Linked DNA regions of Homo sapiens: all the other regions are linked to region 1. Evidence: read pairs that join two places in POLR2A ChIA-PET (ENCODE). Cell type or tissue: HepG2. All regions are shown on one strand.

Region 1 (2,500 bases):
AGATTTAGGATTTATGACCAGCCAAGTTAACTATCATTAAGAACAAGAAAACATGCTTCAGAAGAGGCTAGCAGAATCTTCTGCTATGGGTCTGTAAAAGCCCCAGTGACTAGCTAGCGCAGGCAAGGCCGCAGGAAAGGACAGGGCCCCCAGAAATAGGCATAACGTAAAGGTCCCTGCCTCTGCTGCACTCCCAGCTCTCATCTCCTTTCTGAAGCTGCTCAGTTCTACAGCCTCAGCACACAGGATACAACATGTGAGTTTCAGGGGTAACTCCCTTCTTTTACAGAGGACAGTGAGGCCCAAAGCAGTTAGCAGATGGCAGAGAAGGGGCTCAGTCTCCCTCAAGCTCCTGGCTTCTAGTCTAGGACCCCTGCATTCTTCCAAACTCTCTCCCTTGGGGGTCCCAAATGCAGTCTGGTCTCCCTGTCTACCTCCTCATATCCCGCTGGTCTCCTGGTCATACTGTGTCCTCTCTCCAAAACACACAAAAGCATAAAGAAATCTGATACCCTGGTCGTGCCTAGAAACCCCCAGCTGAGATTGCCCATCTGAGTTAGTCCCTGAACCTATCCTCTGTACTGATAGCTTCCAGAAACAGAGAACCAAAGGAGCTTTCCAAAGGACTGTCCAAAGGGAAAGCCCTTCCCTGCCTGCAGAAACTGCTCTTGTGCACAGCTGAGCGTCCTGCTGAGCGGGATTATGAATGTGACCAGGGTGAAAGTTCTCGCCTCATTTAGCATGGAACAAAGCAGCATTAACTGCAGCAGCAGGAGCGGCCCCAGATTCCGGGGCACACACTCAGCCAGTGACCTCCTACTAAATACTCTGGGGGAGGGGAGGAAAAAGAGAAAAGTTGCGTCAGGGTATCCCACTCCCCACTTGTGAGGCTTGCTCGGGGCTCTCCAGGTGCTAGGGTGTAAGGGACGTGGGGATAGGGACTCAAAGCGCCCATGTGGACATTTAGCAGCATCCTTGCTCTCAACTGCAATCAAGAGAGAAGCCTCAGTGCCAACCCCCCCACCCACCCCTCACATACACCAGAAAAGCTTCCAAAATGCTTGAAATGCAGCTGCACACCACGTCTTCATTTATTTGTAGTCTAAGAGGAATGAGGCACTTATATTTCTTCCTCTCTCTCCCAGCCCATCTGAAAAAGGAAGCACTATTTGAAGGCCATCTGATGCAACTGTGTCACTATTGATCAGTAGCTCAGCAGGGGCCGATGAATGTGCCGGAGATCACAGCAGAATCCTTCCTGCTCCTCAACATTAAGGGGCTGGGTGCAAAATGATTGCGATGACTTGTCTTTATGCTAATGCCATGCAATTCTCTAAAAGGGACAGAGGGTAAGACAGAACGATCCAACCAGCGTGCCCATGGGGAGGCTGTGTCTTTCAGTTCTTTTAGTCTCCATTAGCAAAAGCTTAGATGGGTTGGCCTGATTATTTCTATTATGAGGATCTGAGGGGTACAGCAAAGAGGAGAGAAAAAAAGCAGGAAGACAGAGAAACTGTTCTGGCCTTTCAACTATCAGCTCCTGAATAAAAGCTTCAGCTTGGTGATTAAAATCTCTGGCTCGTGTCACAGAGGCAGGTGTGAGGCAGAGGCCGGGCTGTACCCTGGGCCGGCAGCACTTTCTGCCATGCCTACCTGGGATGCTGACTTGGCCAGCAGGTTATTTTCTCCTAGGGAAAAGAAAAGAAAAGAAAAGAAAGTCCAACACATGGTGTGAGGCAAAGGGATACACTAACAAAGGCTGTATGATCATTAAAATCATCACCTGTATCAGGTAAACCAGGAATGGATAGGTGAACAAAGAACACCAGAAAACCAATAAGGAAGTCAGATCCAATGACAGAGTTTAAGTGACCTCGAATGTGATTTGATCTAACCCTTCACTTTATAGAAGGGAAAATCAAGGCTCAGAGAAAGAATGAAAACGTAGCTTGTGAGTGGCAGAATCAGAACCAGTGTAGGACTCCCTACCCTGTACCACCATGCTAATACTTCAGTAGGAAATAAGTAATCAGGATGAACATAAGCCAATGCCCCAGCAAGGGCTGGTTCACTACATTAAACTCAACTTGAGCTAGATGAGGATGCCTGTGTATGGACACCCAAATGGTCAGAAGGTCAAAAACACATCAGTGAAAAATGGTGGGGCACCAAGACTTACAAGGAATGGACGGGGATCCCTATTTGGTTCATCTGAATGACTTTGGGAATGGAATTAAAGGCACATAAATAAAAATGGTGCCATGACACCGAAGGAGGGAAATGGTCATCCAACTACTGGAGAACAGTAAACTGAAGAAATGAGAAGGCTGTCAGATGACAATAGAGAGAGATCCCTTATTCTTCACATGAAGAACGAAAGCACTCAGCTTTGCGCAGCACCAACATCCTACACCTCCTAAATTCTAAGTACTTAAACTCACCAAGCCTCTGTTTCATTCATGAAATGTACCTAGTATCTGTACTACCTACATGTCAGGGT
Region 2 (2,500 bases), 53 kb after region 1:
GGTCTACTGGGAACTGCCTTTCACTACCTAAGGGATGTTACAACATTTAGCCACTAAGACTTAACTTCCCTACCTGTAAATGGAAATAATAAAAACTATCTCAAACAAAGGATCTGAAGATCAAAACAGTAATTAAAGTGTTAGATAAACTGCAAAAGAAAATAGAGGATAGGAGTAAAGGAGGTACAAGATGAGAATAAAAGAAGCAGCCAAACACTTGCCGCTTAAAGGAGCCATTTTTCTCGTATCCCCTCATTTATGGTACTAAAGAAGAATAAGGGCTTGGCCTGGTGAATGCAGGAGGAGTAAATCCTCCTTACCATTTCATCAGGAAGCCTCCCCACACTGCATCTTCTTCTCAGGATCTGTGGCATATAATTTAGTACTCAACAACACACAGTAGGTGAGTTTGTTCATCTTTTCACATGTTAGTCCCATTTCTCCAAACAGATTCATTCACTGCATATACATTGAGCATAAATCATGTACCAGGCAAGGGTATGCAAATTTGAATTACTATCTTCTTGCCCAAAGAAACAAAAAGACCACTGAGAGAGAATAAGCACTGAGATAAATAAAATGTCAATTCATTAAGTCAGTCATAAACTCTTATTCAGTGAATAGCATGGAGCCTTCAGAGAAACACTTTTCTTGGAAATGTCAACAATCACCAGATTTACCACTTGGTGGCATGAAAAGTTCAACAGGACTGACGAAGCCAGGCCTTCTGGTTGTGCTCTTGATTCTGCCACAGGAGAGCTGTGATAGTGCTGATGAAATCCTCCTCTGTTCTCTCCCTCAATTATTCCACACAAACACCAAATTCTGCATGCCTGTATCTTAAGAAAATCCACTAGCTGAAACACTGAACTTCCTAAAACAAAAGAATGAATGAATACCCTTCAATTTACTCTATAAAAGTCCTCTTCGTTTTACAATAGTCTGTTTACTCATTACTCAACAGGGAAGCTGGGGTTTGAGAGACTGGAATGTGGCCTGGGAGAGTTCAGGACAAGCTGCAATGCCAATCCCATCCTTTGTTGGATCCACAGCCTTGAACTAGTCACTTTCATCTCTTTGTACTTCAGTCCCCCTCATCTGCAAAATAACAGAGCTGATTTAGGACCTAATCTCAGAGGTGATCTCTGAGGTCCCTTCCAACTCCAGCACTCCGTGATTCTATATTTGATTCTTCCTGTATATTCTGCAGACCACCCCACCTTGCCCCAGTGAAGTCACATCCCAATTACTTAATGCCCACGTAGTGGTTGACAGATCAATTAGAGCAAACAGCCAGAACACAGCAAGACTGCACAGCACTCCACATGCTCCTGGGCTGTGTAAAGTGCCCTCTCTCTTTGAGGAGTGGGAGGAGGAAACTTGTGATCTCTGTCTTCCCTTAGCTGTTCATCAACATGTTGCTCAAATGTAATTACACATAAGCAGGATTTATTCATTCCTTATCCTATGTTCTCAAATCTTTATATGTTTTGCTGCTCCATGGGGGAAAAATAACTTAAAATCTCAGTCAGCAACTTGCCACACTGTAGTGAAAATTAAAAGCAATATCCCAATTCTGGGAAAATGGTGGCAATATATTTATTGAGTCTTCCACAGTCTCTACAAAAAATAAACAGAGCAACTAAATAGCAAATTTAAAAACTCATGGATGACACTCAACAAAATTTGGTGACAAGTTATCGGAGACAAATCACCAATAGCCAGTATGATATTGATGTCTATGTGGGAACAATCAAAGGGAAGCAATGGGGCATATGATGAACCTGAACCCAAAAGAGCCAATAGGGTAAACTGGAGAACTGCCGCTGAACCTGGAACAACAGGGGACCCACAGGAGGTTCGAAGGGCTGGAGCACTCAAGCCACTAGGAACTCTCAAAACTGATTGCCCAGGACAGGACTCCACACCAAGAGAAACTGCTGGGAACAGAATCAAAATGAAGCAGGACAGGCAACAGAGACAAAGAAAAGAGAAGGCTCAGGTAAAAGAGAGAGATGGAAACAGAACTACCACATTTTTTAAATCTCCATGAAAACAAGAGATTTTTAAATCTCCATTTCTCTGTGCAGTTAGAAATACTACCAAACCAACCCTCCTTTTTAAAATTCAGGAAAACTAAGTTTACATAAAAATTAACAACAGAAAAGTAACAAGGTCAAATCCATAAACATTTCTATAAAAAAAGAGAGAATAAGGAACAAAATAACATCCTTAGAAATATGTGATAGTGAAAGCATGCCAAAAAGACATATTTTTAAATAAGCTAAAAATACTTTAAATTATGCAAGGCATGAAAGAACAACATAAATTAGAATTAGAAAAATTCAGAAATAAAGTGACAAAACTCAAGAAAGCAAAGTAAAAAAAGAAAACTATTTTAGAGATAAAAACTAAACTAGAAGAAATATAAGAAAAAATAAACCTAAAAACTGCCTGAAACTTAGGGAAATTTTTTAATTAAAAAGAAATAATAGGAAAG
Region 3 (2,500 bases), 52 kb before region 1:
ATAAGAAGAGCCATCAGAGAAGATTATAGTCCTGACAACTCACTGTGTAATTAAAATGTCATTCTCTCCCTGGCTCCCCTAGCTCCCTCCCAGCCCCTAAACGAGCATCACACCAGCCCACTCTCTCCTACACCCTGTGCCCATCCCTCCCTCATCATGCTCCTAGAACGCCTTCCAGGTCAAACCCTGAGGAGGCAGTACCAGGGCCCTCCTACAGCCAGGCCGGGCCCATGACGCCTCCATGACTCGCCCCATGGCAGGTAGGATGAAGACACACTCTGGGCGAGGCTGGTGGAGCCATCTGCCCTCCTCATACCTCCTTTGCATGTGCTGCAAAGCTCTCTCCCACAGAGCCCTGAACAGCAGGCCAGCGGGGAACACCAGTTAACCTGAGGATAGTGCGGCAGGGCCAAGAGAGTTGGACACTCTCAGTCCTGTAGCCCTGCCGCACACCCTAGAGCCAGGCATCTCTGCTTCCTCACTCAGGAAAATGACATTCTGGACAGTTGGCCCCTGGTGGTGGAAAAGAGCCCAGGCAGAGAAATACAACAGATCAGGTGCGAGGCCTAGCCCCTAAGTGACCCGAGACAAGTCACTTCCTCTCTCCTGAGCCTGAAAAGGGTTGGGTAAAGGAACCCTGAATTGCCTTACTTCCAGACTGTGTTCCAGGCTCTTTCTCCACAGGCTTCCCACTGAAAAGCACTTCACTTGCTTCTTAGAGACTTATTTTTAGGAACAGACTAGGCTCAGTTCACTTGTTCCATTTCACAGAGACTCCGATCTGAAAGCTCCCAGTAAGATCCAGCACGCTAGACAACATAGCAGCCAGTACATCCCGGCTGCCAAGAACCTCTGTTCTATAATCCTGGCTCGGCAGAGCACCATCATGCGTGTGCCCTCCACGGGGCATGAGGAAATTCAAGGGAAAAACACACCATCATGCAATTAAGCATGGCCACACAAAACAAGCCAGATTTTCCCTTTGTTTCCCATTAAGGTTAGTCAAAACAGCACCTTTCAGGCTTGCCCGTGTGTGGTCTTTGCATTGGCCTTCAAACTCTCATTGAAAAGAGACTATTTCTTGATTATTTACTATGCAACACCCAAGACAATGCCATTAGCAGTTAATTATTACTCAACAACATGGACTCTGCCCTCAGAAACGTGTTTGATGCCCTTGCCAGAAAATATCCATGCAGAGCCTTACTGGCTCATCTTCACAATGGAATGGGCGAAGAAAAGGAGAGCCACCGACAAACTCTATTCGAACCACTCCTCGTAATTTCTCATTTAGTTACAGCTGGAAAATGAAATGCTACTGCCTGAACCAGCAGAAGGAATGGGCATGAAAAAGAGAAGAGGGACAAAAACCATAGCGGGGCCTCCAGCCCTACTCTACTCTAGATTCGTTCGCACAATAAATGTTTTACTGACCATCTGCCAAGTGCCAGGCAGTCTGTTCCCCCCAAGCAACCCCTATATCAATCTGTAAAATTTATGATTATTTAAATATTTATAATAGAATACTGCACTGCATTTTTTCAAAGCACTTTGATTTCTATTATAGTCTGCCTTCCACAGTCCATGTGGCAATGGGAAGCTCATCCAGCATCTCTTTCCTGTTTCTGCTTCCCAACGACTCTCCCTTGAGAACTGGTGCCCTTTGGCCCCTACTCATTCCAGCCTCACCCTGCTACTTCACTGCAGCCTGGAGCAGACTGCACATTCCTGAAGGGCATGTTTTATATTTGTGTGCATCCTTCCCAACATTAACAAAGCATCTACTATGTGCTGCACACCACATCTTCTGAAATCCCCGCAACATACGGAGTTCTCTGCTGTACATCTGGCCTCAAAAATGTTAAACGTATGAATCAATAGATTACAGCTTAATACAGAAAGAGCGTGGTATCAACCAAACTAGCAAAGAAATGAAGACAGCATTGGTGAATAAAACCCACTAAATGGTGAGCCCCAATGTCACCATTAGGCATTCCCAATTCCTTTATCGTCATCAAGTATGTTGCCTTCCAACCCAGAAGCAGTTGACAGATTTCCATTTTACCACATTTTCCTCCAAACATGACTGGGGGAAAGGCAAGACCAAGAACTGGTAAGAGAGTGTATAGATACAGAAAACCCAAATCTTAACAAAGCACTGAGGCACTGGTAACTGTTCTTTAACCCCCACATTCACACAACCAACTCTAAAGACTGTGTCCTATCAGCGAAAACCTTTTCATCTCCTTTACCCCTTTGGTCCAATAGTCTAATTTATTTAATCATTTTGACAGTGGCTTACTTTTTATTTAGAGCCAATTATGTACCTGGCCCCAGACCATGACATATAATGGGTAGGGACAATCAACGATATTATGACTTCTCTCCAGAAGCTGACAGTCTGGTTGGAAATATAAAACTCAATCCAAGAACAACAAGGACTTACGGGCTATACATGAAACAAGATTTCATGAACAAGATTAATATGGGCTGGAGTGAT

The links. Peaks named below come from ENCODE experiments on the same cell type or tissue, not always from the same donor. Only the 100,000 strongest peaks of a DNase experiment are listed, where the experiment ranks them.
Region 2: POLR2A ChIA-PET joins it to region 1 with 12 read pairs; 5 of 35 experiments call an interaction of 5 or more read pairs at or near these places.
Region 3: POLR2A ChIA-PET joins it to region 1 with 13 read pairs; 4 of 35 experiments call an interaction of 5 or more read pairs at or near these places.

What each region holds. Positions count from the first base shown.
Region 1 is chr1:162,143,786-162,146,285 of GRCh38, reverse strand. The region is part of intron 1 of NOS1AP (nitric oxide synthase 1 adaptor protein); the gene reads right to left. The region is part of intron 3 of LOC105371475 (a long non-coding RNA gene); the gene reads left to right. Among named protein-coding and RNA genes, the nearest start is that of MIR4654, 12 kb to the left of the region's middle. RefSeq lists enhancers at 1,033-1,327, 717-1,431. In HepG2, no CTCF peak of the experiment used is centred here; DNase peaks (open chromatin) are centred at 695 and 1,225; H3K4me3 peaks cover 850 bases.
Region 2 is chr1:162,090,622-162,093,121 of GRCh38, reverse strand. All of the region lies in intron 1 of NOS1AP (nitric oxide synthase 1 adaptor protein), which reads right to left. Among named protein-coding and RNA genes, the nearest start is that of NOS1AP, 22 kb to the right of the region's middle. RefSeq lists enhancers at 539-1,133, 1,134-1,729. In HepG2, a CTCF peak has its summit at 717; a DNase peak (open chromatin) is centred at 1,031; H3K4me3 peaks cover 1,387 bases.
Region 3 is chr1:162,195,764-162,198,263 of GRCh38, reverse strand. All of the region lies in intron 2 of NOS1AP (nitric oxide synthase 1 adaptor protein), which reads right to left. Among named protein-coding and RNA genes, the nearest start is that of MIR4654, 40 kb to the right of the region's middle. RefSeq lists an enhancer at 1-221. In HepG2, a CTCF peak has its summit at 518 (motif pointing left); DNase peaks (open chromatin) are centred at 533, 1,133 and 1,673; H3K4me3 peaks cover 1,235 bases.